Regions from separate parts of the Homo sapiens genome. Here region 1 is linked to region 2. The links are chromatin contacts, found by Hi-C or POLR2A ChIA-PET in ENCODE. All regions are on one chromosome and are shown on one strand. Each heading gives the region's core, a stretch centred on a gene start or an enhancer-like site at or near the end of the contact. The rest is flanking DNA. Distances are from core to core; before and after follow the strand shown.

Evidence for each region. A loop is a pair of places that touch in the nucleus more often than their neighbours do. ChIA-PET counts read pairs that join two places held with the same protein, here RNA polymerase II (POLR2A). Pooled maps may share reads with other maps.
Region 1: POLR2A ChIA-PET joins it to region 2 with 16 read pairs in activated CD4-positive, alpha-beta T cell. The contact joins the promoter of LINC03050 here to the enhancer-like site in region 2. A Hi-C loop is called at or near these places in 10 of 37 single-sample maps with no recorded cell type and 5 of 50 pooled maps. POLR2A ChIA-PET finds 5 or more read pairs at or near these places in 2 of 52 experiments (GM10248 and activated CD4-positive, alpha-beta T cell).

Annotation. Positions count from the first base shown.
Region 1 is chr2:65,600,038-65,604,360 of GRCh38, forward strand. LINC03050 (long intergenic non-protein coding RNA 3050) reads right to left here and starts at 2,328. Exons shown (of 3, transcript NR_182288.2): 1 at 1,120-2,328. RefSeq lists enhancers at 1,020-1,613, 1,614-2,207.
Region 2 is chr2:65,393,423-65,398,177 of GRCh38, forward strand. All of the region lies in intron 1 of SPRED2 (sprouty related EVH1 domain containing 2), which reads right to left. Among named protein-coding and RNA genes, the nearest start is that of SPRED2, 37 kb to the right of the region's middle. Within about 2 kb of position 3,334, at least 12 of the 41 ENCODE cell types and tissues checked have a DNase peak (open chromatin) inside an H3K27ac peak, as active enhancers do.

The DNA.
Region 1 (4,323 bases), core at 1,078-3,577, 210 kb after region 2:
GTCACAGGACAATAGTGGAGGGAAGGTCAGCAGATAAACAAGTGAACAAAGGTCTCTGGTTTTCCTAGGCAGAGTGTTTGTGTCCCTGGGTACTTGAGATTAGGGAGTGGTGATGACTCTTAACGAGCATGCTGCCTTCAAGCATCTGTTTAACAAAGGACATCTTGCACCACCCTTAATCCATTCAACCCTGAGTGGACACAGCACATGTTTCAGAGAGCACAGGGTTGGGGGTAAGGTCACAGATCAACAGGATCCCAAGGCAGAAGAATTTTTCTTAGTACAGAACAAAATGAAAAGTCTCCCATGTCTACCTCTTTCTACACAGACACGGCAACCATCCGATTTCTCAATCTTTTCCCCACCTTTCCCCCCTTTCTATTCCACAAAACCGCCATTGTCATCATGGCCCGTTCTCAATGAGCTGTTGAGTACACCTCCCAGACGGGGCGGCTGGCCGGGCAGAGGGGCTCCTCACTTCCCAGTAGGGGCGGCCGGGCAGAGGCACCCCTCACCTCCCGGATGGGGTGGCTGGCCGGGCGGGGGGCTGACCCCCCACCTCCCTCCCGGACGGGGCGGCTGGCCGGGCGGGGCGCTGACCCCCCCACCTCCCTCCCGGACGGGGCGGCTGGCCAGGTGGAGGGCTGACCCCCCCACCTCCCTCCCGGACGGGGCGGCTGGCCGGGCGGGGGGCTGACCCCCCCACCTCCTTCCCGGACGGGGCGGCTGGCCGGGCAGAGGGGCTCCTCACTTCCCAGTAGGGGCGGCCGGGCAGAGGCACCCCTCACCTCCCGGATGGGGTGGCTGGCCGGGCGGGGGGCTGCCCCCCCACCTCCCTCCCGGACGGGGCGGCTGGCCGGGCGGGGGGCTGACCCCCCCACCTCCCTCCCGGACGGGGCGGCTGGCCAGGTGGGGGGCTGACCCCCCCACCTCCCTCCCGGACGGGGCGGCTGTCCGGGCGGGGGGCTGACCCCCCACCTCCCTCCCGGACGGGGCGGCTGGCCAGGCGGGGGGCTGACCCCCCCACCTTCCTCCCGGACGGGCGGCTGGCCGGGCGGGGGGCTGACCCCCCCACCTCCCTCCCGGACAGGGTGGCTGCTGGGCGGAGACGCTCCTCACTTCTCAGACGGGGCGGTTGCCAGGCAGAGGGTCTCCTCACTTCTCAGACGGGTCAGCCGGGCAGAGACGCTCCTCACATCCCAGACGGGGCGGCAGGGCAGAGGCGCTCCCCACATCTCAGACGATGGGCGGCCTGGCAGAGACGCTCCTCACTTCCTAGATGGGATGGCGGCCGGGCAGAGACGCTCCTCACTTTCCAGACTGGGCAGCCAGTCAGAGAGGCTCCTCACATCCCAGACGATGGGCGGCCAGGCAGAGACGCTCCTCACTTCCCAGACGGGGTGGTGGCCAGGCAGAGGCTGCAATCTCGGCACTTTGGGGGGCCAAGGCAGGCAGCTGGGAGGTGGAGGTTGTAGCGAGCCGAGATCATGCCACTGCACTCCAGCCTGGGCACCATTGAGCACTGAGTGAACGCGACTCCGTCTGCCATCCTGGCACCTCGGGAGGCCAAGGCTGGCGGATCACTCGCGGTTAGGAGCTGGAGACCAGCCTGGCCAACACAGCGAAACCCCGTCTCCACCAAAAAAATACGAAAACCAGTCAGGCGTGGCGGCGCGCACCTGCAATCGCAGGCACTGGGCAGGCTGAGGCAGGAGAATCAGGCAGGGAGGCTGCAGTGAGCCGAGATGGCAGCAGTACAGTCCAGCTTCGGCTCGGCATCAGAGGGAGACCGTGGGGAGAGGGAGAGGGAGAGGGAGAGGGAGAACCTAAATATACTTCTTTGTAGAGAGGATCGTGAACTGCTTTAAGTCTGGTGGCATCAGAGGAAAAATTAGACATCTTCAGGTTGATTCCACAGAGCAGTTGTTTCCTTTTTCACTTGACTTACATAGAATTAAGTCAGGTTATATAAATAAATGTAAAATCAAGTTGGTTTTTCCATTGTAAGGAGAAAAATGCTTTCATATTACTTAAAATGCATTTCAATAAATATAGAAAATTACATACAAATGGCCGGGTGCGGTGGCTCATGCCTGTAATCCCAGAACTTTGGGAGGCTGAGGCATGCGGATCACCTGAGGTTGGGAGTTCGAGACCAGCCTGACCAATATGGAGAAACCCTATCTGTACTAAAAATACAAAATTAGCCGGGCGTGGTGGCACATGCCTGTAATCCCAGCTACTCAGGAGGCTGAGGCAGCAGAATCGCTTGAACCCGGGAGGCGGAGGTTGCGGTGAGCCGAGATTGTGCCGTTGCACTCCAGCCTGGAAAACAAGAGTGAAACTCCGTCTCAAAAGAAAAAAAAAATTTACATACAAATTATATACCCCACATGAGAGTTTCTTGTGAGGAATTATAGTCCCCTACAACTACCAAGTCCCCTACAAAAAACAATTTACCTTACCCCCGCTTTTTTTTAGTAGAAATTGACACTGGGTTGAGGGTGTCCTATGGAATGAATGAGTAAAACTGAAACATTCGACTTGTTAGAAGGAAACATGACCATGATTTCAAGGATGATCCAATGTAGCTTGGCGGCAGCCCCTGATAGCTCTCCTGCTATGTGTTTTTTTTTTGGTAGCAGTGATGGAGAAAACAATGAAGATGAAATTTCCAGGAAATAACCCAATCAGGTGTTGCTTAATGGAGTCTACTGTCATTAAAATCCAATTTGATTCATTTGGAGAGTGAAATATCACAATTGCAACTGCACCATAATGGCTTTTTGGAAGATGGAATTTGTATAAACTGGGTTAATCCCTTGATCACCAATTCAAATAAAAATAGATAAAACATGAGGAGGTTGGCAGGGGTGAAGGACTGGGAATAGCAACGGTGTTGCCAGAAGGTGTCTTTCCTGCCAAGGGGAATTGGCATAGGGAACCGTCTCTGAGCCCAAGTTCTGGAAGCCACAACCTGATGGAGACAGAAGACAGATTGCCTAGGTCCAGCTGGGGAGTGGAGCCCTGCTGGCCCAGCCAGATCACAAGTGAATTGCCCCTCTGACCTACACATGTGCTCTGTGTGTCGAAATTTGCATTTCTTTCCATTTAGAATTTTGCTTTCTATTAGCCCACAAGAAGTTTAATGGCTGTCATGAACAAGTTTTGTTGTGTTTTCCTTTGGAAATGTAGCTGTTAGGAAATCATTCAATGAGTTCTGGGTTTATACCTAGAAATGGTCCCCTGGAAGTCTGGAAGAGTTAGATGCTACCACAAGGTTCTACCAGACGTGCAGGGCATAACTTGTACACGCAGGCTGGGTCAGCCGTATTGAGTGGATTGCAGGAGGAAACCTTAACTATGAGGCTGCTACCTTGGACTTGAAATACTTTGACAATCAACAATTAGTGAGAATTGGGATAAGATTTGTTTCTCCTTGGCAAATTCTTCTAACATTCTACAAGCAAAATGGGATTTCAAAGGCAAGAATTGCTCAGTGATGACAAACTTTTAATTACCTCACATACAAAAGATTGGCATGGTATTTATGATTTTTAATATAGTCATTAAAAAAGACTCCACAAGAATCTCTACTAAGCTGTGCTTGATTTGCCTGTACATTGGGTAGGATGCCTTTGAATGCAAGTTACAGAAAGCACAGGTCAGAATGGTTTAGGCCATTCTGGATAATTTGTTATCTTGCATAGGGTAAGTTGCAGGTTGGTTCCAAAATCAACATCCCAAGATATACAAGTGTCTCCCATTCTTTCCATTTTGCCCTTCTCAATGAGCTTTGTGCTTTCTCCTTGTGCCAAGATAGCAGCCAGATTTCTGACATCAAAATAGATATGACCTTGTCCAGCAGAAGAAAATTCTCCCTGTGTGTTGCTTTTTATTATTATGGAAAGATTTCTCAGAAACCCCTTCATTGACCTTCTGTCACATCTCATTGGCCAGCACTGGATCACAATCGCTTCCTAAATCAGTCAGTAGGGAGGTGAATGGGCTCACACTGACTACTTAGAGCTATAGATGAATCAACTCCTGGGTCAAGTGGGCAAGAGGTGGATCCCTGACCAAAATCTCACACACATGTACATACGTGCATGCCTATCCAATAATAGCCAACTGCTGAAGTGTGTGTACTCCACAGGCAGATGCTGATGCCAAGTTTGGGGTGCAAAATGTTATTAGGGTTCAATTCCTTTGAAGGGAAGGGAGAGAAAGCGGGGTTGGGTAGTGGAAGGAGTTGAACTGCAAGGTAGGCCTGAAAAAGTCTGGGCCATTTCTTGGCTTTGGAGGGTTCCGGGGCAAGTATTG
Region 2 (4,755 bases), core at 2,084-4,583:
CCGGGTTCAAGTGATTCTCCTGCCTCAGCCTCCCGAGTAGCTGTGACTACACAGGCACGTGCCACTACCGCCCGGCTAATTTTTGTGTTTTTAGTAGAGACAGGGTTTCATCATGTTGGCCAGGCTGGTCTCGAACTCCTGACCTCAAATGATCCGCCCGCCTCTGCCTCCCAAAGTGCTAGGATTATAGGTGTGAACCACTGCGCCTATTATTTTTTGTTGTTGTTGTTTTTACACTTTATAATAACGGTCATTATAAAGCGATTTACCAGAAATGAGAAAGACTTATTGGTGTCTCCTGGTCTGTGGCCCCCTTCTCAAAACAACTATCTCAAGTATTCCCTCATACTAGGGAAACATGAACTATTTTCTTTGGAGAATTCATTTATTCATTCATTCAGTCATTGTTATTGCCAACTGTCAGGCTACTCTTGATAATGGAACAGAAACCCACAATGGAGTCAAAGCTGCATTCCAGTTGCAGCTCTGGCACCTAATAGCTGGGGGGTCTTGAGCAAGCTTCTAAACCTTCTGAACCTGGGTTCCTCATTTCTGAAATGGGGCTAAAACTACACAAGCAAAAAATGTTATGAGGAGTATAAGGACGTGTGAAATACTAAGGCAGGAAAATTGTAACATTTCAATGAATAGCAGCTGCTACTTGAAAAAAAAAGCTTTCCCTGTGCCCAGTGCATCTCTGGATGAGATGTCTCCCTCATATGTAAATTTTTTAAAGTCCAGCAAACAATTTAAATTCTCATTTCCTCTCAGGTAGCTACTCTGCTAGAAATAGACCAACCACACAGTTCAACAACTATGCAATTACACATCATTTGGTTTAGGAAGATGATGCCACAGATGCATCCTCACTTTAAAATTCTCAGGTGCCTGGCAAAGGATGCTGCTTTTAGAGACCTGCCCTCCATCAGGGTGGCTGCTGGCGCCCTGCACAGACCACTCGGATAGAGGCAGCTGTGAATGGACAGGAACAAGGGCTTAATGGACCTTCCATTTAAAAGCAGCCTCAATGAACACAAAAACTGAGAATGAGAAAGGCCTCTGGGTCAAATCTAACTGAGGAACACATACTTTATGACAACAGGTTTCACAGACGCTAGATCCAACATTCATCGGACCACTGGAACTTAGAGAAGAACAAACACGTGCCCTGCCCCCTCCCTGGTGCTTACAAACACCCATCAGGACAGGGCTTTGTCCCCTGTGTGTGCACCTCAGTCCCAGGCCTCCTTGCTTTTCTGCTACGGTACGAAGATTGCTAGGAGCCATGAGGGGTTTTGCTTACTATTTCTATTTCCCGGGACACTGAAGTCCGCTTCCGATCACAGTGAGGCGCAGGGAGGGTTGAATGCAAAGGACTAGATATTCAAGTGCTGGCTAAAAGGCTTTTTCATTTTTATATGAAGAGAAAATAAAACAACAACAACTGCATTTTCACATTATGCTACTTCTGTCTTTTTCTTAGGCAAATGTATGCTAATTGTAGTGATTTTTATCTATTTTCTGACCGAGGAAAATAGAAGACTGCTGTGGGTTGGGGTTGATTCTAGTAGCAAGGGTACAAGAGATATCCGGTGGCCAGGATTTGCCATCCCCAGTAACCTTGGGTGTACCTCTCCATCACCCAAGGTAACTCCGCCCGAGGTATCCAGCCCACTGACTGTTCATCCCCGTGTCCCTGCCTGACCCCTGTCATTCCACTGGGCCTCGGATCTAAGTGTTCCACGATCTCCAGCACTTCTCGCTCCGTGGCCCCGGCTCCTGGCCTCCACACACTCTTCCCTTACCAACGTTAACCCTCCACGGATTTTGTCTATCACTAGGTCCAGCCCTGATACCTGTCTTCAGCCCCAGCTGAATGGGCAGAGTGTCCCAACCTGACCTTCAAGTCTGTGTGTGGGGTTGAAAAAGAAGAGGACTTTCCCCCTTCCCCTTCTCTCCAGGGTTCTCACCACGGCAGTACCCTACGCAGTGGAAGTTAGAAGCCTCTGCCCCAACTGAACCCCACCTCCCTCACACTCATCCATTCAGCTGAACCCCAACTCCCTCACACTCATCCATTCCTTTCTACCACACCCCGCATCACCTGTCTCTCATGGCTTCCTGTAGTGTCTTGACTTACCTCTGCCTCTGACCTCAATTCATCTTGCACATCATATTCGATCCACTTCTAAAAAGTCATTTAAGGTCTCTAAATGTGTACTCGGTTTCCTTATGGGTAGAAGTGGGCATCAACAGCACCTATCTCATAGGGCAGTTATGAGAATTAAAACAGGTTAGGGGTATCGGGCACCTGGGATAGTGTCCAGCACACAGTAATGAACTCAAATATCAAATATTTTTGCAGTTACTGCTGGAAGTCCTGCTGTGGCCACGTCACACTCCATTAAAAACCTTCAATTGCTCCCTGCTGCTTACAGAGTAATTAGCTCAGGACTCAGGGTCCTTTTTTCCATCTGCCTCAAGTCACTTTTTTTTCCTAAACTTTATCTCTTCAAATTACTCCTTTTTCTCTTCAAATATCTTTTGCTCTGGCTAAAGCCTGCTCAGTTCAAATCTGGAATTGAACTGTCTTGGGTTCAAATCTCCACTCTAACCACTTATGAGCCTTCTCGGGCAAGTTATTTTAATGCTGCAGGCCTTAGTTTTCTTATGAGGAAAAAAGTTTTCTTATGAGGAGGATTAGATGGGATAATGTGGGTGAGGCCTCAGTCAAGGGCATGGCAACGCAGTTAAAGGTTGATTACTCTTCCTCTCTTCCACCTGTTTTGGTTTTGTTTTCTAACTTTTGTGCTATATCTCTGCCTAAAACTTCCCTCTCTGCACAGATAAACCTGTCCTTCAAGGCTCAACTCAAATGTCACCTTCTCCATGTGGGTTTACTTGAAACCCACCCACTAATTTCCTTCCCCCACCAAATACCTACGGCGCATCATGCTATTCTTGGACACAACAGCAAAAGCTCCCGTGTGCTTGCCCTATGTCCTACACTTGACTGACAACATTTGTGGACAGGCCCCACGTCTGATTCATCTTTGAGTTCTCCACACGGTCCTGCATATAGCAGAAACTTGGTAAATATTTGCTGAGTGAAAGAACAAATTTTTGGAGCAAAGGCAAGAGGGAGTTCCAAGCTTTGAAGACTACGGAACCAGCACTGTAGTATAACTGAGCAACAGGACAGAGATGGGTTTGTCCTGGGACATACTAGAGAAGTAAAGAATTTTTTTATTCCAAAGGAGCAGTGAAGCCAAACTATACAAAGTGAAGTGAAGCCAGCTTCCCCTGTCTCCTCCAAGTGAAGCATGGCCGCCTCCCCAGAGCCAAGGGTGTTGCCATTTTAAACAAATAAGTCACCCTGCTCTGATGCAAACAGCCCTCAGTGCTTCAGTCCTGAAGGGAGGGACTCTTGTATACCATGCACTTGAAAAATTAGATCTTTGTTTCCAAGAGGCTATTCTAAACTTCTAACCAGGCCTGTCTGCTTAGCAATCTCCTTAAAAGCATGTGCTGGTAGCAAGTACAGCTGCATTCTTAATCACTTACACCCCACAACCAACTAAAGATAGCTTGAGGAGGTCTGCCATATGCCAAATTCTTCTTTTAAATAAGAACACAAGAATCGTTCATGAAAAAAAAAAATTCAGTCATAGCCATCAGAAAAGGGAAAAGGAAAAAGATTTGACTTTTCTCTCCTTGTTTTGAATGAAATACCAAAGTAGAAAAATTTTGATAAAGAAACAGATACACACTACATCTTGGCACCAGGCTTATGCATCTGCATGGCCTGGCCTCTGAGACCCCTATCACAGTATTTACTCCTGAGTACCCTGAAAATGACTCAGGCCTGTCACAAGTTAGCCACAGACAGCGCCAAGTAATAAACCCAGCCCTCACCGCCCCCATCCTGAACAAATGAGCAGGGTTAACTTTTCTCACTGGCAACCAGAATGGGTTGTGGCTTATGACATGTCTCTCTTTTTCCTTTTTACCTAAACCCTACTAATCACTCAAAGCAAAGCTCAATTCCTTTCTCTTCTGTCAAGCTTTTCACAACTACCTAAACCAAGATAATTTCTTGGTCCATCACTAGGTCCAACCCTGCCCAGCTGTGGGCAGAATGTCCCAACCTGACCCTTCACATTTCTACAATCTGTTTCTAGCATCACTTTTTTTTTTTTTTTTTGCCCTTTACTCACAATACAAGGTAACATATGTATAATCCACAGACCCAGGCCTTTCTAAATAGATTGCCCACTTCCTGAAGACAGGAGCCTCATCTTAGCTAGACTCCTTTAGACATATCCCCCACTCCAAAGTACCTGAGCTACATGGATGAGTAGAATCGATATTGTGAAAATGACCATACTGCCAAAAGCAATCTACAAATTCAATGCAATTCCCATCAAAATACCACCATTATTCTTCACAGAACTAGAAAAAAAAATCCTAAAATTCACATGCAATCAAAAAAGAGCCTGCATAGCCTAAGCAAGACTAAGCAAAAAGAACAAATCTGGAGGCAACCTATTACCTGATTCCAAACTATACTGTAAGGCCATAGTCACCCAAACAGCATGGTAGTGGTATAAAAATAGGCACATAGACCAATGGAACAGAATAGAGAACCAAGAAATAAAACCAAATACTTGCAGACAACTGATCTTTGACAAAGCAAACAAAAACTTAAAGCAGAAAAAGAACACCCTATTCAACAAATGGTACTGGGATAATTGG